Regions from separate parts of the Homo sapiens genome. Here all the other regions are linked to region 2. Evidence: chromatin loops called from intact Hi-C (ENCODE). Cell type or tissue: A673. All regions are shown on one strand.

Region 1 (8,000 bases), 130 kb before region 2:
TTTAAAGCTTGAAAGTAGCTGTCTTTACTGAACACTGAATGTGAAATGCTTTACACACATTTAACCCACACAGCTATTCTACAAGGTGACTGTTATTCTCATTTTACAGAGGAGGAAACTGAGCCATCAGGAGAAAAGCAATCTGTGGTATTGTGTCCAGAATTGTGGGGTTCTTGGCCTCACTGACTCCAAGAATGAAGCCGCAGACACTCGCGGTGAGTGTTACAGCTCTTAAGGTGGTGCGTCTGGAGTCTATCCCTTCTGATGTTCAGATGTGTTCGGAGTTTCTTCCTTCTGGGGGGTTCGTGGTCTCGCTGGCTCAGGAGTGAAGCTGCAGACCTTCGCAGTGAGTGTCACAGCTCTTAAAGCAGCGTGTCTGGAGTTGTTTATTCCTTCCGGTGGGCTTGTGGTCTTGCTGGGCTCAGGAGTGAAGCTGCAGATCTTCGCGGTGAGTGTTACAGCTCATAAAAGCAGCATGCACCCAAAGAGTGAGCAGTAGCAAGATTTATTGCAAAGAACAAAGCTTCCACAGTGTGGAAGAAAACCTGAGCAGGTTACCAATGCTGGCTCGGGCAGCCTGCTTTTATTCTCTTATCTGGCCCCACCCACATCCTGCTGATTGGTAGAGCCAAGTGGCCTGTTTTGTCAGGGCGCTGATTGGTGCATTTACAATCCCTGAGCTAGATACAAAGGTTCTCCACGTCCCCATCAGATTAGTTAGATACAGAGTTTCGACACACAGGTTCTCCAAGGCCCCACCAGAGCAGCTAGATACAGAGTGTCGATTGGTACATTCACAAACCTTGAGCTAAACACAGGGTGCTGATTGGTGTGTTTACAAACCTTGAGGTAGATACAGAGTGCCGATTGGTGTATTTACAATCCTTGAGCTAGACATAAAGACTCTCCACGTCCTCACCAGAGCAGCTAGATACAGAGTGTCGATTGGTGCACTCACAAACCTTGAGCTAAACACAGGGTGCTGATTGGTGTATTTACAATCCCTGAGCTAGATATAAAGACTCACCACGTCCTCACCAGAGCAGCTAGATACAGAGTGTCGATTGGTGCACTCACAAACCTTGAGCTAAACACAGGGTGCTGATTGGTGTATTTACAATCCCTGAGCTAGATATAAAGACTCTCCACGTCCCCACCAGACTCAGGAGCCCAGCTGGCTTCACCTAGTGGATCCCGCACCGGGGCTGCAGGTGGAGCTGCCTGCCAGTCCTGCGCCGTGCGCTCGCATTCCTTAGCCCTTGGGTGGTCGATGGGACGGGGCGCCTGGAGCAGGGGGTGGTGCTCGTCCGCGAGGCTCGGGCCGCACCGGAGCCCATGGAGGGGGTGGGAGGCTCAGGCATGGCGGGCTGCAGGTCCCTAGTCCTGCCCGGCGGGAAGGCAGCTAAGGCCCGGCAAGAAATCGAGCGCAGCGCCGGTGGGCCAGCACTGCTGGGGGACCCAGTACACCCTCCGCAGCCACTGGCCCGGGTGCTAAGTACCCCATTGTCCGGGGCCAGCAGGGCTGGCTGGCTGCTCCGAGTGCGGGGCCAGCCAAGCCCACGCCCACCCGGAACTCCAGCTGGCCCGCAAGCGCCGCACGCAGCCCCGGTTCCGGCTCGTGCCTCTCCCTCCACACCTCCCTTCAAGCTGAGGGAGTGGGCTCCGGCCTTGGCCAGCCCAGAAAGGGGCTCCCACAGTGCAGTGGGGGGCTGAAGGGCTCCTCAAGTGCCACCAAAGTGGGAGCCCAGGCAGGGGAGGTGCCGAGAGCAAGCGAGGGCTCTGAGGACTGCCAGCACGCTGTCACCTCTCAGTATTTTACAGAGTAAGTAGTGGTAAAGACCCACGCTTTTCACTATATTATTTTGACTGCTGTGATTCACTGCCCTCCTTCTCTACTGCTTCTTAAACTTTCCTGGTTAAGTGTTAACAAACAGAGGTATAGAGAGAAGGGCTGGGTCTTGCCACTCAACGTGTGGTCTTTGGACCAACAACAGGTATTACGTGGGAGCTCGTTAGAACTGCAGAATCGCAGCCTTAGCCTAGCCATGCTGAGTCAGGATCTGCAAGTGTAGGTGCGACTCCACAGGCCTCACACCCATGGAGCTGGCCCTGCCTACAGGAGAGACATCTGCACGTGAAAGCATGAGAAGCATTGTCCTAGAGGATTTTGTGATGCAATCTTTCACCAACGGGATGGCTTTAGTTTTATCTTTTTGCCTTTTTATCTCAAAGTATTTTAAAATGTTTCATTTATGCTCCTTAATATATCCATTGGTCTTACTATAAAATAACATTTACCCCAAAAAACCTTGAAGGAAAACTGATACTCTGATATGGTTTGGCTCTGTGTCCCCACCCAAATCTCATCTCAAACTGTAATTCCCATATGTCAAGGCAGGGATCTGGTGGGAGGTGATTGGATCATGGGAGTGGTTTCTCCTGTGATGTTCTTGTGACGGTGTGTGTAAGTTTTCATGAGATCTGAAGCTTTGAAAGTGTTTGGCAGTTTCCCCTGTCTTCTCTTTCTCACCTGCTGCCATGTAAGACATGCCTTGCTTCCCCTTGGCTTTCTGCCATGATTGTAGGTTTCCTAAGGCCTCTCCATCCATGCAGAACTGTGTGTCAATTAAACCTCCTTTCTTTATAAAGTATCCACTTTTGGATATGTCTTTATAGCAGGGCGAAAATGGACTAATACATACTCTTAGATGATACACTGTGTTTACTTACCGTATCAGTACCTACAGGATTCTGCTTATTCCAGAAAGTCCACACATCCTAGTGTGGAAAACCTGGGCTTAGCCCATCCTAGGTGTAGACTGCAGAGCCCTTGCGTAGATGCTTTTGACAGAATCACCTCCATATGAGTTTCATGTCCTATTTGTCCAAGAAGTTGAGCATTCATGCAATGTCTCCTTAAACCCCTTATTTAAGCTCTCCAAATCTCAGTCTTCTCATCTATAAAATGGGAAGAATAGCACCTATCATCGAGGTATGTTGTGAAGTTTAAACAAATAATACATAAGGCCGGGCATGGTGGCTCATTCCTGTAATCCCAGCACTTTGGGAGGCTGAGGGGGGTGGATCGCTTGAGTCTAAAAGTTCAAGACCAGCCTGGGTGACATGGTAAAACCTTGTCTCAAAAAATAAAAACAAAAACACACAAAAAACTAGCCGGGCATGGTGGCGCATGCCTCTAGTGCCAGCTACCCGGGGGGTGGGGGGTGGGTGGGGAGGCTGAAGTGAGAGGATCGCTTGAGCCCGGGAGGCGGAGGTTACAGTGAGCTGAGATTGTGCCATGGCACTCCAGCCTGGGTGACGGAGAGAGAACTTGTCTCGAAAAAAAAAAAAAGAAAAGCTTAGAGTCTGGTGAAGATGACTTTTATATTTTTCAGTGAGAGAAACTATTTCTAAAAAGAACTCTAAGGTCACTGGGAGGAGCAACAGCAGCAGCATTGACAAGAGGGTCTCTTACACCAAGTCAACGTTCGTCGGTTGCATATTAAAGAATAAGAGCTGGGCAGCACTGTGGATGCCCCTCAAGGCTCAAGGGGGCGCTCTAAGCTTCAATTCTAGGGACTTGGCAAGCACATTCAGCCAGGGCTTGTGCTTTGAATACAAGCAGAGGCAGGGGAGTTTTGCAGAGAAGGAGGTAGGTGGGCTGTGCTTAGGAAAATTGGATTTTCTGCCAGTCTGGGCATGTGGAAGCTTGAGAGATGCATTTGGGAACATTTTTGGGAAAATATTTTTTACCTCTCAAATTCTACAATTGAATATGGTAACTTAAATATATGTATATATTTAGGTTATATACATTAAACATGCTATTGTAAAAATTTCAAATATTAGAGAAAGTGTAGCTTTGAAGGTGAAAGTCCCCCCACTATGGCCCTTCCACTTAAAGAAGAAAAAGTGTTAAGCGTATTTGTTATGCATATTTGCTATGTAAAGTGTTAAGCGTATTTGCTATGACTAAATTAACTACTCAGCTAAATCACTATATGTATACAAGAACATACGCATATGTTTTTATATAAGTATAAGTGCTGACATTTATTTTTTATTTATTTATTTTTTGAGACATGGTCTTGCTTTGTCACCCAGGCTGAAGTGCAGTGGTGCCATCTTGGCTCACTGTAACCTCTGCCTACTGTGTTCAAGTGATTCTTGTGCCTCAGCCTCCCGAGTAGCTGGGACTACAGGCATGTGCCACCATGCCTGGCTAATTTTTAAATTTTTGGTAGAGACAGGGTTTCGCCATGTTGGCCAGTCTGGTCTCGAACTCCTGACCTCAAGTGGTCCGCCTGCCTCGGTCTCCCAAAGTGCTGGGATTACAGGTATGAGCCACCATGCCTAGCCATGAATGCTGACATTTAGCTTCACAAGGCTAACTTGAGCTGTGAAGCAAAAGCCTGGAAAGCTTGTGTCGTGTGGCCCAGGACATGCTCTTCCCATGAGCAAGTAGCACAAAAAGCAAATTATCAGAAACTTACGATCTGAGTGTGGAAACAAAACAAAGGGAGGAAATTAATCTTCTGAAATTTCTCTCAACTAAGAGGGTACCCTTCTCTTACTCCCCCTCCAGCACATCCGGGAACTAGTATCTCACAGCACATATTTTGAAAAATGCTGACTTTCTGTTTGTCATTTTTAGGTTTCCTTAAAGCAGAAATTATAGCTAGGTTATGTTGTTGCCTTTTAAATTATTTTTTTTTTAGTTTATTTTTTTATTGATCATTCTTGGGTGTTTCTCGCAGAGGGGGATTTGGCAGGGTCCTAGGACAATAGTGGAGGGAAGGTCAGCAGATAAACAAGTGAACAAAGGTCTCTGGTTTTCCTAGGCAGAGGACCCTGGGGCCCTCCGCAGTGTTTGTGTCCCTGGGTACTTGAGATTAGGGAGTAGTGATGACTCTTAACGAGCATGCTGCCTTCAAGCATCTGTTTAACAAAGCACATCTTGCACCACCCTTAATCCATTTAACCCTGAGTGGACACAGCACATGTTTCAGAGCGCACAGGGTTGGGGGTAAGGTCACAGATCAACAGGATCCCAAGGCAGAATAATTTTTCTTAGTACAGAACAAAATGAAAAGTCTCCCATGTCTACTTCTTTCTACACAGACACGGCAACCATCCGATTTCTCAATCTTTTCCCCACCTTTCCCCCCTTTCCACTCCACAAAACCGCCATTGTCATCATGGCCCGTTCGCAATGAGCTGTTGGGTACACCTCCCAGACGGGGTGGTGGCCAGGCAGAGGGGCTCCTCACTTCCCAGTAGGGGCGGCCGGGCAGAGGCACCCCTCACCTCCCGGACGGGGCGGCTGGCCCGGGCCGGGGGGCTGACCCCCCCCACCTCCCTCCCGGACGGGGTGGCTGGCCTGGCGGGGGCTGACCCCCACCTCCCTCCCGGACGGGGTGGCTGCCGGGCGGAGACGCTCCTCACTTCCCAGACAGGGTGGCTGCTGGGCGGAGGGGCTCCTCACTTCTCAGACGGGGTGGTTGCCAGGCGGAGGGTCTCCTCACTTCTCAGACGGGGCGGCTGGGCAGAGACGCTCCTCACCTCCCAGATGGGGTCGCGGCCGGGCAGAGGCGCTCCCCACATCTCAGACGATGGGCGGCCGGGCAGAGACGCTCCTCACTTCCTAGATGGGATGGCCAGGAAGTGAGGACTGGGCAGCCAGGCAGAGAGGCTCCTCACGTCCCAGACAATGGGCAGCCAGGCAGAGACACTCCTCACTTCCCAGACGGGGTGGCGGCCGGGCAGAGGCTGCACTCTTGGCACTTTGGGAGGCCAAGGCAGGCGGCTGGGAGGTGGAGGTTGTAGCGAGCCGAGATCAAGCCACTGCACTCCAGCCTGGGCACCATTGAGCACTGAGTGAACCAGACTCCGTCTGCAATCCCGGCACCTCGGGAGGCCGAGGTTGGCGGATCACTTGCGGTTAGGAGCTGGAGACCAGCCCGGCCAACACAGCGAAACCCCGTCTCCACCAAAAAAATACGAAAACCAGTCAGGCGTGGCAGCGCGCGCCTGCAATTGCAGGCACACGGCAGGCTGAGGCAGGAGAATCAGGCAGGGAGGTTGCAGTGAGCCGAGATGGCAGCAGTACAGTCCAGCTTTGGCTCGGCATCAGAGGGAGACAGTGGGGAGAGGGGGAGGGGGAGGGGGAGGGGGCCTTTTAAATTATTTACATTTGAGTGAAAGTTAATATTTTTCTTTAACCTACCTATGGGTTCTTTGAAAAGATGTTTAATGACCTATTTAAGGTGACTAAAACCATCATATTAATTTTTTACTCCAAAGATAGTAGTAAAAGGGAAATTTCCGATAGCAGTTATTTAAAATAAATTGACAAGCCAAAAATATAACATATAATATTAATATTATTATCTAATAATTGATTATTAATTATCTAATATTAACATATTTTGGCTTGTCAATTTATTTTAATAATATAATATTAATAATATAATAGATAATATTAATATCTATTAATATTAATAAATATAAAAGTAAACTTTAGCCAGCCATGGCGGTGCACACTTATAGTCCCAGCTACTCAGGAGGCTGATGCAGGAGCCCAGGAATCCAAGGCTATCGTGAGCTATGATCACCCTCATGAAAACCACTGCACTCCAGCCTGGGCAACATAGTGAGATCCCATCTCAGAAAATAAATGTAAATCCTTGCCATTAGCTATGACTATAAATATCTAAAGTGTTTCTTTAAAATTAATCGTTATTCCTGTATCCTTTATCTATGTAAACCTAACGATGTGGGTTATGATTACTTTTAGGCACATAATAGGTGACAAACGGCACCTCTGGTACCAAAGTATTCCTCATCTCATCCACCAGAGGGTACTTGAGAGTTATTCAATAAAAGAACTTGGGAGAGCAAATTTTAAAATTTTAACTAGAAACCACAGTCCTAAAGTGATATATACACACACACTTCTGTTACATTATTAACCAAATTCATTTTGCTAAAAGATAGCCACATGTTTTTTTCCACTAAATTATAGAATTCTGATACTCTTCCATTTGCTTTTTGTTTGTTTGTTTGTTTTTAATTTGTTTTTTTTCAGAGACGGGGTCTCACTATGTGTTGCCCAGGCTGGTCTCAAACTTCTGGACTCAAGCGATCCTCCTGCCTTGGACTCCCAAAGTGCTGGGATTACAGGTGTGAACTGCCGTGCCTGGCCAAGTTAGAATGTCATTCGTATTCTTATACTCAATTTTGAACATTTTTTGAATCTAACCTAGGTTGGGGGTGGGGTACTGTGTATTTTACACACTATATTAAATGTGTTTTTCTATTGAAAATTGTGGTACTTACATTTACTAGAAAAGGCTAGTAATTTTATTATTATAATTCCAGAATTGTTTCTCTATTCTGTGTAATTAGCATATCATTTAACTGGATTTATCCTGGAGTCTCATGAAAGATGCAGCGTGTTATTTTTCTTTCATTAGGTTCATCTTCCACTTTTCTTTCCCATTCCATGTTCCAGTAAGAGCAAATTACTGTACTGTATATTAAAAAACTAAAAATTAGGCCAGGTGTGGTGGCTCACGCCTGTAATCCCAGCACTTTGGGAGGCTGAGGTGGGCGGATCACAAAATCGAGAGTTCAAGACCAGCCTGACCAACATGGTGAAACCCCGTCTCTACTAAAAATACAAAAATTAACCAGGCGTGGTGCCGTGCGCCTGTAATCCCAGCTACTCAGGAGTCTGAGACAAGAGAATCACTTGAACCCGGGAGGTGGAGGTTGCAGTGAGCTGAGATCATGCCATTGCACTCCAGCCTGGGCGACAGAGCGAGACTCCATCTTAAAAAAAAACAAGCAAAACACACACACACAAAGTAAAAATTAGAAATAGCCCAAATGACCAATAGTAGTGAATAGGAAAGCCAACAGTGGTGTTATGGCAATGGATATTTATATTGATCTATTAATAATATTATGTATACATTATAATACTGATGCAATAGCAG
Region 2 (8,000 bases):
CCAGAACTGTCTTTCCACTCTGTGACCTCCAATGTGGCGGTTACCTGCAGCTCCACCATCTGCTACGTTGGGATAAAATGTTCTCCCCCCAGTAATGAGTTTGCTCCCAGGCGGTGCTTTGAAAACACTCAGAGATCTTCAAATGGAAAGCAGGATTCAGAGGCAAATTAGCTGGCCCTGGCCCGAACAATGAGCTCTCCACTCACAGACCACCTCTTGTCAATTCCATTAATCTCGCCCAAATATTGCAAAATGTGTCAACTGCCCTTAGGTCCCCTACAACCTCTCAGAATGTACCCACTGATTCTCTGATATCCTGAAATCAACCAGAACTTCCAATAAGAGCAAGCATTCACCTAAAACTGTCCTAAAGGTTTTATGTAGAAACCACCTGCTAACATGCTATGTTTTCAGCCACGAGTGAAAATTACTTCCTGCAGCAAGACTGGCACAGCTGGGAATACACCCAAGATGTGTTAAAACATAACCAGCGTTGGCTTAGCCCTTGACCATGGGTGCCCTGACATGCTTCGTTTGGTTGTTTTAACAGCTGAGTGAGGTGGAGCCTATGATGGCTGCCATTTCACTGAGGCTCAGAGAATCAGAGGTCTCTCCAGGGTCACTCAGGGCTGGTCCGGGACATTGAAGCTGGGTCTTCTCTGCTTCCGGTACTTGTGTTACTGCACTTTTGCTGTTGATTCTCAAATGTCAGCCTGCAACCAGTCCCCCGGAAGTGTTCATTAACGCACAGACTGCTGGGCCTTCTCCCCAGGGTGTCTCAGTTGGGTAGGGAAGGAGGAGGGCTGAGAATTTGTTTTTTTGTTTGTTTGTTTAGTTTTTGCTTTTCTTTTGAGTCAAGGTATGGCTCTGTGGCCCAGGCTGGAGTGCAGTGGCATGATCTCGGCTCACTGCAACCTCCACCTCCCGGGCTAAAGCCATCCTCCCACCTCAGCCTCCCAAGTATTAATAGCTGAGACTAGAGGCATGCACCACCGCACCCGGCTAATTTTTGTATTTTTTGTAAAGACACAGTTTCACCATGTTGCCCAGGGTGGTCTCGAACTTGTGAGCTCAAGTGATTTGCCTGCCTCAGCCTCCCAAAGTGTTGGGATTACAGGTGTGAGCCACTGCGCCCAGCCTGAGAATTTGTATTTCTGTCAGGTTCCCAGGCAGTGCTGATGTCGCTGGTCCCAGGACCAACACTTTGAGAACCACTGCACTGAGCCCTGCCATGTTCTGTCTCCCACCTTGACACTGAATACTGCCTGAAATAAGTGACTGATCAACTGAGGCTTGGGAGAGTCTTGATTTAAATGTCAGAAAAGAAGTTTCCCTTTTGATTCATGCCAGTGGGCAGCGAGGGCCATGAATTAAGATCCTCCCTTCATGGTGGAGAGATGCTGTTGGTCCTCCATATCTCAGAGGCACGATTAGCTGCACCGCGTGTTTTCTGTGGAACTCCCTGTCTCCCAGCAGCTGGGGCCCCAGCGAATAATCAGGGGGAGATGTGCTTTGCAGCTTATGGAGGTATTCAAGGCCAGCTCTCCCCATGGGTAGAATCAGTGGCTGTTGACATGATAGAGTTTGGGAGCCTCAGAAGAATGCCCGTTTTATTGCATTCCTGGTCAGTACCCTCTCAAAGGGGCCCCTAGGGTCTCTCTCCAGCTGCTCTTCTGAAATGAGGGTTCCCCTGGGAGGGGACAGGTAATACTTGCCTAACTCCTTATGATAGATCACATCAGCTGAGAGCCTTGCCCACAGAGGAGGAGCCAGGGGGCAGCCTAGGGGAATGATGAGCGGTTGCTGCAGACAAGGAGAGGGCTCAGAAAAGGGAGGAGTTATGCCAGATCCAAATGCCAGTTTCATCTGAGTTCCCTCTGCCTGCTGGTGAAGACTGCACTAGCCGGCCCTCCTTCTGGAGCCGACCTTCCCTGGCTTCCTGACATCCTGAAAGTTCGGCCTCCTTTCTAGGGCTCATCCCCGAGCCCTGTCTTCCAGGATTGTCCCTTTCACTGTCTTCTTAGCTTTTCTTTCTTTTGCCCCAGGCTTTTTGGGCAAGACGGTCTCTGCGCATCCTGTGACAAGCGGATTCGTGCCTATGAGATGACAATGCGGGTGAAAGACAAAGTGTATCACCTGGAATGTTTCAAATGCGCCGCCTGTCAGAAGCATTTCTGTGTAGGTGACAGATACCTCCTCATCAACTCTGACATAGTGTGCGAACAGGACATCTACGAGTGGACTAAGATCAATGGGATGATATAGGCCCGAGTCCCCGGGCATCTTTGGGGAGGTGTTCACTGAAGACGCCGTCTCCATGGCATCTTCGTCTTCACTCTTAGGCACTTTGGGGGTTTGAGGGTGGGGTAAGGGATTTCTTAGGGGATGGTAGACCTTTATTGGGTATCAAGACATAGCATCCAAGTGGCATAATTCAGGGGCTGACACTTCAAGGTGACAGAAGGACCAGCCCTTGAGGGAGAACTTATGGCCACAGCCCATCCATAGTAACTGACATGATTAGCAGAAGAAAGGAACATTTAGGGGCAAGCAGGCGCTGTGCTATCATGATGGAATTTCATATCTACAGATAGAGAGTTGTTGTGTACAGACTTGTTGTGACTTTGACGCTTGCGAACTAGAGATGTGCAATTGATTTCTTTTCTTCCTGGCTTTTTAACTCCCCTGTTTCAATCACTGTCCTCCACACAAGGGAAGGACAGAAAGGAGAGTGGCCATTCTTTTTTTCTTGGCCCCCTTCCCAAGGCCTTAAGCTTTGGACCCAAGGAAAACTGCATGGAGACGCATTTCGGTTGAGAATGGAAACCACAACTTTTAACCAAACAATTATTTAAAGCAATGCTGATGAATCACTGTTTTTAGACACCTTCATTTTGAGGGGAGGAGTTCCACAGATTGTTTCTATACAAATATAAATCTTAAAAAGTTGTTCAACTATTTTATTATCCTAGATTATATCAAAGTATTTGTCGTGTGTAGAAAAAAAAACAGCTCTGCAGGCTTAATAAAAATGACAGACTGAAATACAGTGTTGTTTATTTGATTACGACTTATAATTTGGGATGGCGGGGAAATGCTCTGCTTTTTCTTTTCTAAAGGAGAAGCAAATAAGCAATTTACTCTTAGGTCAAATAAAAACTTCTGTGTATTGCAAGGGTTTGTATGAGGCAGGCACATTTCTATATTACTGGCAATTATGTAACAGGTCATCATGTAGCTCAGAGGAATGTAGAATAATTAAATTGTTATTGTACAATATGCATTTCACTTCAGCATTGTATGGAGTGAGTGGAAGGCAAGATCATTGCCTTTGGGAAACTTGTAACCTAGAAAGGACACAAATACATAAAGCAGATTCCCTTTGGGAGAGAAGGTAATTACCTAGTTTGAAATGTGGCAAAGATGCTGAGCTTGACACTTCGATTTTCCAAGACGGGTGTCTCAGGGTGTTTTATGACAAGTGGTTAAGAGGACCTTTACTTTGCGGATTTAAAGCAGGCACCTTGGTTTGTGTGTTTGCCTTCCCCGGAGTCAGGCCGCCCCCATGAACTGATGCAGAGCGCCACCTTCTGGCCATCACCTTAAAGCGCGCTAGCCCAGGAGGGTCCCGACGTAGGACAAACCTAGATGAAGAAGAATATGCTTTTCAATGATTTCCTTAGAGTACTCGGAAATGCAAGAAGTCTAAATGTGTTCAGTTATTAAGACACAAGAAACATGCAGCTAAGGCTGCATGTTAACTATAAGATTCCTTTAAATCTTCCTAAGGTTTGTGATCTTTGTTATTTTTAATTTTTTTAAATCCCTGGACAGAGAGACAAATGATTTTTTTTCTTCTAGAGGAGAAATAATGAAGTGATGGCTCTCTTGGTCTGTAAAATGCTACAAGTAGTTGGGAAATTTGACTGCTTAAGGTGGCCTATTTAAAACAAATCCAGTTACATTGCATTCCAGCTCAGGTGATGGAAAGGCATTACCAGCGAGGGGATGTTTGTTCTAAGTCAGTGGTTCTCAAACTCTCTGGGGACCAGCAGAATCAACATCACCTGGTAACTTATTATAATAAAGAAACAGATTCATGGGCCCCACCCCAGATACCCTAAATCAGAAAATCTGGGGATGGGGTTCAGCAATTTGTGGGTTGTTTGTTTGTTTCTTTGTTTTGAGACAAGATCTCTCTCTGTCCCCCAGGCTGGAGTGCAGTGTTATGATCCTGGCTCGCTGCAGCCTTGACTTCTTGGGCTCAAGCAATCCTCCCACCTCAGCCTCTGTAGTAGCTGAGACTACAGGCTCACACCACCACGCCCAGCTAATTTTTATCTTTTTGGTAGAGATTGGGTTTCCCCATGTTGCTCAGGCTGGTCTTGAACTCCTGGACTCAAGTAATCCACCTGCATTGGCCTCCCAAAGTGTTGGGTTATAGACATGAGCCACCGTGCCCCACCTGTGTTTTAATATGCCTTAAAGATGATTCTGACGCATGCTCAAGTTTGAGAATGGCTATTCTAAAATATCTCCCAGTTAGGAAGATCAAGCATTCTAAGTTATTAATATTTGATGCAAAGGTTAATCACTGAAACTCTTCCACATGTAGATACTGTCTACCCTTGGTTCCTAAACTGAAAACTTTCACATACATTCATCACTCATTTGTTCTGCACATCATCTTCAAAATCAATCACAATTTAATTCACCATTTTAAACCATATTTACAGTAATAATAGTAATGGTAATAGATTTTATCTATGCAATTATCTTATAAGCAGTATTAAGTAAAAATACAAATGATCATTGCTTTGGAAATCTAAACTTTATTCTTAATCCCCATTGTAGCACAACACACATTAAGATTCAAGAAATCAGCCAATATTTTTGTCATGCTCAACAAAGCAATAATTAACCTTTTCCATTTGTCAATGGCACCATCTTGCAGAATTGTGGATGCGCAGGCAGTCTTTGTAGCACGTCACCCCAGGGGCCCAAATATCTAACCCACAACTGACTTAAGAGGAAAGACATGTAAAGGGACTCAGTGGGACCAGCTCCCAAGGTCTACCCTGGTGGTCCTTGCATGAATGTGTTACTGTGTGTGCTCTAGACCTAGGGTCAGGAGAACTGACATCTGCTCTCTTCCCTGGTCCGTGCCTTCATTAAAGCAGTTGGCTGGAACATTTTGCATCCTCTTATCTCTTGAATGTCTTTTGCCCCAAACCAGCTTCCTTTTATTGCTGCTTCTAAAATAACTACTACTTTTCAGGAAAACTTGGAGTCCTACAAAGTTAAAATAGAACAAGCATCTAGGAGATTTATCATCTGAAGACTTGGATTTGAATTCCAGTGGACATGACTTTAATTGCTTAATAACCATTTACATAGCACTTACCATTTGCCAGGCACTCTTCTAGTTTTACATACATTAACTCCTTGAGGCCACATAACCTGCCTCGGTGGCAGTTTCTACTTCTTATCACCTGCATTGTGCTGCCAAGGAAAATGAAGCACAGATGGTTAAGTAACTAACTTCCTAAGGTCCTGCAGCTGAGAAGTGACAGCAGTCGCTTTAACCAAGGCGCTTCACCCTGTGCCCTGCTGCTCTCTCGAAGTCTCACCTCACTGAACAGCAGGTTTCCCATCTGCAAAAGAGGGAGAATGAACACCTTCCGTCCCAGATTATTTGGGGATATTTGAGTTTAGGCAGAAATGTAAACAAAGCACAATGATATAGGATTAGCACCACAATAAAGCAATGTAAAAAGTGCTCTGGAAACGCAGATAAGGGAACAATTAAATTGGCCCAAGCATATCTGTCTGGAGTAAAGAGAAAGAGACATTTGAAATGGCCTTGGACCTGGAAGAGCAAAGACTTGGGGACCTTGACTTGCAGCATGAGTATTTCAGTGAGCCCAGTTTGTGTATGGGTGTTGGCTGGAGGCCAGCCAGTGAAGGGTTTAAATTTTGATGCTGTCACTTTCTGGTGGGGTGCCCTTAATTGCCAGTTTCTACAAGATCTGGGCCCTGTGGACATTGCTGACCTGTGACTTGACCTTGGACCCTCAGCTCAAGCCCCGCCTCTTCCAGGTAGCCCCCTCAATCTCTCCAATTTACAGCTGCTCATCCAATCATTCTCAAGTACTAGAAATCTTCTAATTAATAGGATAAACTATTAATATGCTGGCTCCTGGACCAAACTGCAAATCTACAGAATCAGGATCTCTTGGATGGGACCCAGGAATCTACACATTCATCAAGCAACTCCTCTTCCTTTGTTGTCCCCTGACTTCAATAGAACATTGCTGCTAAACCCTGAACCCTGAGTTCCACAAAATCAGGGACACTGTCTCTGGTTTACCCTTGCCAGACTGTAGCACCTGCCTGGCACATAGTGCCCAATATATTTCCTTCCTTCCTTTGTTCCTTCCTCCTTCCGTTCTTCCTCCTTCCTTCCCTTTTCTTCCTTTCCTTCTCTTCCTTCCCCCCCTTCCCTTCCCTCTCTCTTTCTCCCTTTCTTTCCTCCTCTTTTTTTTTTTTTTTTTAGAGACAGGGTCTTGCTCTGTCTCCCAGGCTGGTTTTGAACTCCTGGGCTCAAGCAATCCTCTTGCCTCAGTCTCCCAAAGTGTTGGGATTACAGGTTTGAGCCACCATGCCCAGCCTGATTGTTATATTTTCTTTGTTTTATTTAAAACTTTGTTCTCTGCTTTTTTCTTTCTTTCTTTCTTTCTTTTTTTTTTTTTGAGATGGAGTCTCAGTCTGTGGCCCAGCCTGGAGTGCAGTGGCATGATCTTGGCTCACTGCAACCTCCACCTCCTGGGTTCAAGAGATTCTTCTGCCTCAGCCTCCCGACTAGCTGGGATGACAGGCATGCACCACCACACTAGGTTAATTTTTGTAAAGACAGGGTTTCACCAGGCTGGTCTCGAACTTCTGACCTCAGGTGATCCGCCCACCTCGACCTCCCAAAGTGCTGGGATTACAGGCATGAGCCGCTGCGCCCCACCTATTCTCTACTTTAAAACTTGATTTGAGAAGAAGGCCTTTTCTGAAACTAGCCTTTAAGTTCTTTATCATCGCTCACAGCATTTAGGCCAATGTCATGCATGTGGAAAAGCAGGAACAAATATTTATGGCATGAGTAGCTAAGAGAGAGGGCCAGTAAGTAAATAAATAGGGGAGATGAGGTTTTCTATAATTTTAAGAATAAATGGTAAATCAACATCAAAGTAGGAAGTAAAACCCAGGAATTTGCAGGGAAGGGGCAAGGAAGATAGAAGATAAGTCTGCAACATCTTGTTATTCCAGAAAGTAAGGAAATAGTAAAAACTAAATAAATAAATGAAATGAAATGAAAAAAATGATGTAAACATGTCATAAAGACAAAGGAGCCAGCTTAAAGGGGCTCTCAATAGCCAAATCTAAGACAATTTGATTATCAAAACAATTAAGGACAGTAACGAATTAAGGATAGTAATGAGTTTTAAGCATGGCAGGGGGCAGAATTCATGAGTTTATTCCAGTGATAAATAAATGAGGGAGAAGGAAGGACTCGTGTTTACAGCAGAATCTTGGATGCCAACTGGTAAATGGGAAGACAGCATGAGAGCTGGAAAAATCATTTTGCAACTGTGACAGTTAAGATAGAATCAAGCAAGCATTATCAATAGATGCTAAATTTCAACAGAGAAACAAAGAACAAGATATGGATATTTGGATGGTCTTCAAGTACCTTCCCATATATTCCTCACTAGCTATGAGAAGGAAAAACGCTAATTACACAGTAGAGAAATTGGATAGCACCTTGACCAGGTGATCTATGTGGGGCAGATGAGCATCTCAGGCCTCCAGATGTGATATCTGAAAAGGACAGAGAGGATCACTCTTTTTAGTAGTTCTGCTGAGAATATATAACATGTCTAATTATGAGACAAATCATTAGACAAACCCAAAATGATGAACATTCTAGTTTTAAAAGTTGATGGGGGGGA
Region 3 (8,000 bases), 110 kb before region 2:
CTCGGCTCCCAAAGTGCTGGGATTACAGATGTGAGCCACTGAGCCTGGCTTTTTTTTTAAAAACTAAGCACAACAATGCTGGATGTGGTGGCCCACCCCTGTAATTCCAGCACTTTGGGAGGCCAAAGCCTGAGGATCACTTGAGCTCAGGAGTTTGAGACCAGCCTGGGCAACATGGTGAAACCCCGTCTCTATCAAAAATACAAAAAAAAAAAAAAAAAAAAAAGGTTTTTTTTTGTTTTTGTTTTTGTTTAAGACTAAGCACAATGAAGTAGTTTTCAAATGTTGATGATGGCCTGGCTCCTAAAGAGGAATCCGGCGTCGGGTAGGGGCGAGAAAAAGGAGGAATTTTCTCTTAGAAGGCCACTGCTATCAGCGAGGTAAGCAGTCAGCTTCATCATTTTAAACTGGTTTGTGGGACCAGATTTCTGACCTGAAGGGTGAAGAATTGTGTGCTTGCTTCAGTTGGGGTCTCTTCTAACCAGTTTGTCCTTGCTAACATTGAAGAAATTGAGTCAGCCTTTTCATACTTTAAGAACCACTTCTTCAGGGGACTTTCTCATGTCCTGAAGCTCAGAGTGTCCTCATTCTTCTTTACATCTTAGTGACACCAAGATGTGAAGTCAGAAGGGCCTGATTTAAACAACGGTCCAGTCAGGCATCTGCCTTGGTGCTTCAGGCAAGTTATCTGACCTCAGTTTCCTCATCTATAAAATCGAATTAATAAAATAACCTACTTGGATAATGTATGTGTAATGGAAAATAAAAATAGTATATTAAACCAAACTGACTACAGCTACTTCTGCCTTTTAAGGGAGGTAGACACACTTTATATCAGCAAGGAAATTCATTTTTCCTTTGTGCCTTTCCCCAGAAGTGATAGAGAGTACACATGACACAGAAGCACACAGGGAGGGAGAGAGGGAGAGAGACAGAGAAAGAGAGAGGACGTGTGCATGCACTAGCATGAGATCAGGTAGGTCTGCTATTTAACAGAGCACGGCCATGGCGTTTGGATGTACTGAGGTGGGGCAGCAGTAGAATATATGCATAGAAGCTGGAAAGAGCTGAATTGCTCCACCCAGCAAAATAAAAGGAGTATCTAGTTTTGGCGGTTTCTAAAGGTCAGTAAGTAAGGGAGAAGACAGGGATAGCCTGCACAATATTGCAGAAGGCAGAAAGAACTTAAAGGTCTAGGAGAGACCAGTTATTATTGGTTTACATGCTTATATATGTCAAATCTCTTGGAATAATTCTTGGCACCAGTGAGCCCTTAATAAATGGCAACCAGTAGCCAATGAGATAGCAAAGCTATCTCGTTGGCCACGTGTAGTATCTCTCCATGGAGAAACTGTGTCATCTGTGTGTGTGTGTGTGTGTTGGGAAAAGGAGGTAGATGGCAAACAGGGATGTAATGGGTCCAAATTCTGGCTCCATCAGGTTTATTTCTCTGTTTCTTCAAGTTGTTTACTTATTTATTTAGATGGAGTCTCGATCTGTTGCCCAGGCTGGAGAGCAGTGGTGCAATTTCAGCTCACTGCAACCTGCGGCTCCCAGGTTCAAACAATTCTCCTGCCTCAGCCTCCCGAGTAGCTGGGATTACAGGTACGCACCACCATGCATAGCTAATTTTTGTATTTTTGGTAGAGGTGGGGTTTTGCCATCTTGGCCAGTCTGATCTTGAACTCCTCACCTCAGGTGATCCTAGCCTCTGAAAGTGCTAGGATTACAGGCGTGAGCCACCACGCCTGGCCCTTCATCTTTAAATTGGGGCAAGAAAATGGTACCTTGTCTTATAAGATTTACATGAAGTTTAGATGAAATAGTCTAGGCAATTCATAATCCAGGAATTTAGTTATTCTTCACTAAATATTAGCTCTTAGGAGTGTAGATGGTCCCTGACTTATGATGGTTCCATTTAGAATTTTTCAACTTTGCAGTGGTGTGAAAGCGATACACGTTCAGCAGCAACCATACTTCAAGTACCCATGCAACCATTCTGTTTTTCACTTTTGGTAATGTTAAAATGGAAATGAGATATTCAACACTTTATTATAAAATTGGCTTCGTGTTAGATGATATTGCTTAACTGTAGGCTGATGTAAGTGTTCTGAGCATGTCTGAGTAGACTAGGCTAAGCTATGATGTTCAGTAGCTTAGGTGTACTAAATGCATTTTTAAAATTTATTATTTATTTATTTATTTATTTTGAGATGGAGTCTCGCTCCATCGCCCAGGCTGGAGTGCAGTGGCGCCATCGCCATTCACTGCAAGCTCCGCCTCCTGGGTTCACGCCATTCTCCTGCCTCAGCCTCCTGAGTAGCTGGGACTACAGGCCCCCGGCTAATTTTTTTTGTATTTTTAGTAGAGACGGGGTTTCACCTTGTTAGCCAGGATGGTCTTGATCGCCTGACCTTGTGATCTGCCCGCCTTGGCCTTCCAAAGTGCTGGGATTACAAGCCTGAGCCACTGCGCCCAGTTTTAAATGCATTTTTGACTTAGGATATTTTCAACTTAGTTTATCAAGATGTAACCCCATTGTAAGTAAGAAACATTTGCATTCCACAATAATAGTCATATGAAGATGGTACACTGTCCTAAAACAAGGGCTTTGTGGTTTTATTTTTTAATTTTTTACATTTTTAAATGTTTTTGAGATGGAGTCTTGCTGTGTCACCCAGGCTGGAGTGCAGTGGCATGATCTTGGCTCACTGCAACCTCCACCTCCAGGGTTCAAGCGATTCTCCTGCCTCAGCCTCCCGAGTAGCTGGGATTATAGGTGCATGCCACGATGCCTGGCTAATTTTTGTATTTTTAGTAGAGACGGGGTTTCGCCATGTTGGCCAGGCTGGTCTCAAACTCCTGACCTCAGGTGATCTGCCCACCTTGGCCTCCTAAAGTGCTGGGATTACAGGCATGAGCCACCATGCCTGGCCGGTAGTTTTATTTTAAAATTAACACGTGCTGTACCTTTACGGCAGAAAACTTAAAAAGCAGAGCAGAGAAAAACAACCACCACTCCAACAAAAAGATCGCAGCTGCTAACATTTTGGTTTGTGTCTTTTTGTTTTTTATTCTCCCAAGTATATGTACATCTTTTTCTATCTTTTCAAAATGTGATACTGTTCTACAGTATGCTTCCCCCTTCCTGGTTTTTTAAACTTAGCAATAGACTGTGAATCTTTCCCATGGATGAATTGCTTCTTAAAATAGATGTTCCATTGAAAGTAGCCATATCCTGGGCCGGTAGATTCGTTACTATTCTTTTCTTCTTCCTCTTTTTTTTTTTTTTTTTTTTTTTTTTTTTAGTTGAGACGGAATCTCGCTCTGTCGCCCAGGCTGGAGTGCGGTGGTGCGATCTCGGCTCACTGCAAACTCCGCCTCCCAGGTTCACGCCATTCTCCTGCCTCAGCCTCCCGAGTACCTGGGATTATAGGTGTATGCCACCACACCTGGCTAATTTTTGTATTTGTAGTAGAGACGGGGTTTCGCCATTTTGGCTAGGCTGGTCTCGAACTCCTGACCTCAGGTGATCTGCCCACCTCGGCCTCCTAAAGTGCTGGGATTACAGACATGAGCCACCACGCCTGGCCGGTGGTTTCATTTTAAAATTAACACGTGCTGTATGTTTACGGCAGAAAACTTAAAAAGCAGAGCACAGAAAAACAACTACCACTCCCAACAAAAAGATCACAGCTGCTAACATTTTGGTTTGTGTCTTTTTGTTTTTTATTCTCCCAAGTATATGTACATCTTTTTCTATCTTTTCAAAACGCGATATTGTTCTACAGTATGCTTCCCCCTTCCTGGTTTTTTAAACTTAGCAATAGACTGTGAACCTTTGCCATGGATGAATTGCTTCTTAAAATAGATGTTCCATTGAAAGTAGCCATATCCTGGGCCAGTAGATTCGTTACTATTCTTTTCTTTTTTCTTTTCTTTTCTTTTTCTTTTCTTTTCTTTTTTTTTTTTTTTGAGACGGAGTCTCGCTCTCTCGCCCAGGCTGGAGTGCAGTGGCGCGATCTCGGCTCACTGCAAACTCCGCCTCCCAGGTTCACGCCATTCTCCTGCCTCAGCCTCCCGAGTAGCTGGGACTACAGGCGCCCGCTACCACGCCCGGCTGAGTTTTTGTATTTTTTTTAGTAGAGACAGGGTTTCACCGTGTCAGCCAGGATGGTCTTGATCTCCTGACCTCATGATCCGCCCGCCTCGGCCTTCCAAAGTGCTGGGATTACAAGTGTGAGCCACCGCGCCCGGCCTCTTTTTTTTTTTTAAAGGTGCGGATGCCCATGGCTGTCCAAATCTGTGAAGCTCTGCACACTGCATTTCCTTCTTGGAAAATTAGCACGTGCATATTAGCATGTAGCAAGCTCTGCAAAGCCCTTTCGTAAACAAGCTCCTCGACTTTGATTAGATCAGTGTTTTCCAAACTGATTTAACACTGGAGCCACTTATTCTCATAACTCCTATTAATGTCTCAGGATTCATTTGGGGAAACACTGTTGCAGGCTGAAGCTTCTTTAAGAGGAAGGAGAAGGTCTTGTGCATTTTTGTTGTTTCCACGCTGCCTTACAACTGGGTTTTAAAGAAATTATGAAAAATGGGATTGGATTGATGAATTCACTTCTAACCAACAGCCACACACGTGTAACTTGGGGGCCAAGGTTAGAGGCTGGGGCTGCACTCCGGAGTGCCTCTCAGTGTAAAGCTAATTGGCCCCTTTGGGGGATGAACCTCTGAACTTGGCCTCGTTAGTGCCGGCACAGAACAGCTGAGTTGGTTTATCTGGTGCCATAAAATTGTTCTCTCACCCAGATTCTCATGCTGTCCTCCAGGTGGCAATGCTGGTTTGTCAACCTTCTGAGATAGCGCCTGATACTTGGGCCGAGCAAAGATGGAAATGGAAGGGAAGCAGATGCGGATGAGGAATGGAGTTGGGAGTGGAGTGATTATTGAAAATTAGAAGACACCCTGTCAGGTTTGCAGCTGACATGAAGCTGAAGCGCAGCCTCATACATTGGGTGTCCAGATTCAGATTTTAAGGAATCTTGAGGAACCAGTAAGCCACAAGTAAATATTACTAGCATTTATTGAGCACCAACTATGGGGCTTACAACGTGCCAGATCATTTCATTCATTGTTTCTTTTAATGCCCTCAACAGACCTATGAGGTAGGTCTTGGAGGTTGAAATAATGGAGCTGGAAATTGGACCTTGATTCCTAAGGCCTGGTATTGTATATGAGAGCTTTGCTAGACTGAAATAAGAGGATATTTACCAGGGATGAAACATGCAAAATGTTTATCCATCTATCTATCTATCTCTCTATCTATCTATCTATCTATCTATCTATCTATCTATCTGCCTATCTCTCATCTATCTCTCATTTCATTAGTGTAGGATGGGCCTGATAACATTTCATGAAATTAATACTAGGGTTTTTTTTTTTAAGTTAGCCACCTGCTAAATAAATCAGTTACAGTTCTGGACTGCATCCTTTAAATGACAACACTCAGATCAGGACAGTGGAGATATTTATTTCCTAGCTCTTCTTTTCATTCTCGTGGTCACTATGCAAGATAAACATGGCCACACTGAATGATCCCAGAGTGGCCGGCTTAAAGTCTAGTTGTAGCACTGAGTGGTTCTACTCAGTATAACTGTATCTCTATTATACTTGTCACCTAGGAAATGTTGAAATTATTTCCCTAAATGCCTCATTCTCCCAGTGGACCATGCGTTTCTTGAGGGAAGAAACCATGCCCTTCATTTCTGTATTCATAGGGCCTAGCAAAGTACCTGGTACATATTAATAGTAAGTCATTAGTAAAGCTTTTTTTGAGATAGGGTCTGGCTCTGTGGTCCAGGCTGGAGTGCAGTGGCACGATCTTGGCTCACTGCAACCTCTGTCTGCCAGGCTTAAGAGATCCTCCTGCCTCAGCCTCCTGAGTAGCTGGTACTACAGGCACACACCACCACACCTGGCTAATTTTTTTATTTTTAGTAGAGACAGGGTTTTGCCATGTCGCCCAGGTTGGTCTCAAACTGCTGAGCTCAAGCGATCTGCCTGCCTTGGCCTCCCAAAGTGCTGGGACTACAGACTGAGCCACCACACCCAGCAAGCAAAGTTTAAATGAATGGATGAGTAAGTAAATGAAAGCTGTCTCCTGCAGAAATGTAATCAGAGCATGAACTGATGAAGGAACTGAGGAAGCTTAGTCTAGCCTAGAATAAAGAAGACCTGAAGGAGCTAGAACTATCTTGCAAGATGTAAAAGGCTGTTATAGGCATGAGGTTGTAGTGCAAGTTTGTGCTTCTTCAAGTGGAAGGCCAAGGAAGGCCAGTCTCTTAAACAAACAAGAATCTAACAGCAATCGCCTTTCCATCTCCTGAACCAGAGGTGGGATGGCCATCAGGTGGGAATGTGGGAGAAGGAGTTTCTGCATCGTGTGTCAGGCTGAACAAGAGGCCACTCAGGCTTGCAGCGGTCTTGTCACCACTTTGTGCCAGTGCCCAGAATAGTGCTGGCCACATAGAAGGCACTTGATAAATATTTACTGAAGAAATGAATAAACAGTCTTCTACTAATTGAAGATTCATTCAACTAACATTTATTAAATTTTTCTGTGTGTTAGGTCTGTGCTTGGCTGCAGAGGCTGTTTCAGGTAAAAGGACTCAGTCCCATCCTAAGGGGGAGTGTATCATTCTGGTTGGAGCACCAGGTAGAGCTAGACTGTCTGGGTTTGAAATCCAGCCCTGCCAATTACTTTACTTTGTTATGCCTCAGTTTCCTCAACTATAAAACGGGAGTGAAAATAGCATTCACCCGAAGGAATTATTTTGATAACTAAGTGAATTAACACTTGGCATTAACCACTCAAATGTTAATGATTATCATGGTACAGACTTTCCAGCAGGGCCACAGGTAAGTTACTATTATGTGATGGATGCTTTGATGGGTGCATCCAGACTGAAATATGTGAGCACCTGGACAGGTTAATAAATAGAAATTTTATCGAATCAATGTGCTGTAAATCTTTATTCAGTTTTGGGTTTTTTTGTAACAGAGTCTCGCTCTGTCATCTAGGCTGGAGTGCAGTGGTGCCATCATGGCTTACGGCAGACTCAACCTCCTAGACTCAAGCGATCCTCCCACTTCAGCCTCCCAAGTAACTGGGACCACAGGCATGCGCCACCACACCTGGCTAGTTTTTACAATTTTTGTAGAGATGGGGTCTCGCTATGTTGCCCAGGCTGATCTTGAACTCCTGGGCTCAAGCAGTCCTTCCACCTTGGCCTTCCAAAGTGTTGAGATTACAGGCATGAGCCACCACACTTGGCCATTTATTCAGTTTTTAAAACGGAAGAGGCTGAGCACTTGCGGAGGCAGGACTGCTGCTCACCCACCAGAGTTTTTTGGTGGTACTTTCCCTTCCTCTAGAGCTTTCTAGCATATACACTAGACATATATATTATATGTTGGGACCCTGTCAGGAGGGAAGGGCGAAGAAAGGAGGCCTGACACCCAAAGTTCTGAGCAATTCCACTCTGGCCCCAAATTCGCATTCCCCACTGGACCAAACAACCACTCCACAGTAAAACAGAGGTGACACCCTTGGAAGGCATGCCCCTTGGGGCACATTACCCCCAACCCTGAGGGACTTATCAGCATATTATTTCTAACCACATAGTGTACTATCCTGACAGGATTCTAGGAGATAAAATTTTTCTAATCTTATTACATCTCCTGTGATTTTTATTCCCCCTTGTAGATTTCTGCCCCAGGTGGTTGATCAGCTGGTCACCCCTTAACCCCTCTCTGCTCATGGGGGCTGTACAGAGTGCCCTGAGGTTGGTACCTGGTCCTGAATTGGAGGGTCAGGGAAGGGTACCTGGTCCTGAATTGGAGGGTCAGGGAAGACTAAAGGATATGTAGGAGTTAGCTATGCAAGCAGTTGGCAGGAATGGAACAGCATGTGCAAAGACCTGAGGTCGGTGGAG

The links. Peaks named below come from ENCODE experiments on the same cell type or tissue, not always from the same donor. Only the 100,000 strongest peaks of a DNase experiment are listed, where the experiment ranks them.
Region 1: a loop joins it to region 2, with 4 times the contacts of the local background. A loop is called at or near these places in 95 of 110 quality-filtered maps.
Region 3: it touches region 2 in a loop (6-fold over the local background); 106 of 110 quality-filtered maps call a loop at or near these places.

What each region holds. Positions count from the first base shown.
Region 1 is chr11:33,983,727-33,991,726 of GRCh38, reverse strand. No RefSeq gene overlaps it. Among named protein-coding and RNA genes, the nearest start is that of CAPRIN1, 64 kb to the left of the region's middle. RefSeq lists an enhancer at 1,407-1,978. In A673, CTCF peaks have their summits at 3,542 (motif pointing right) and 6,845 (motif pointing right); DNase peaks (open chromatin) are centred at 3,566 and 6,856; H3K27ac peaks cover 2,561 bases.
Region 2 is chr11:33,853,621-33,861,620 of GRCh38, reverse strand. LMO2 (LIM domain only 2) reads left to right here. Exons shown (of 6, transcript NM_005574.4): 6 at 2,046-3,045. The coding sequence ends at 2,265. Among named protein-coding and RNA genes, the nearest start is that of LMO2, 34 kb to the left of the region's middle. RefSeq lists a silencer at 3,469-3,642. In A673, a CTCF peak has its summit at 3,603 (motif pointing left); a DNase peak (open chromatin) is centred at 3,560; H3K27ac peaks cover 1,112 bases.
Region 3 is chr11:33,968,047-33,976,046 of GRCh38, reverse strand. No RefSeq gene overlaps it. Among named protein-coding and RNA genes, the nearest start is that of CAPRIN1, 80 kb to the left of the region's middle. RefSeq lists silencers at 4,691-4,985, 6,131-6,425. In A673, CTCF peaks have their summits at 4,633 and 4,832 (motif pointing right); a DNase peak (open chromatin) is centred at 4,836; H3K27ac peaks cover 1,682 bases.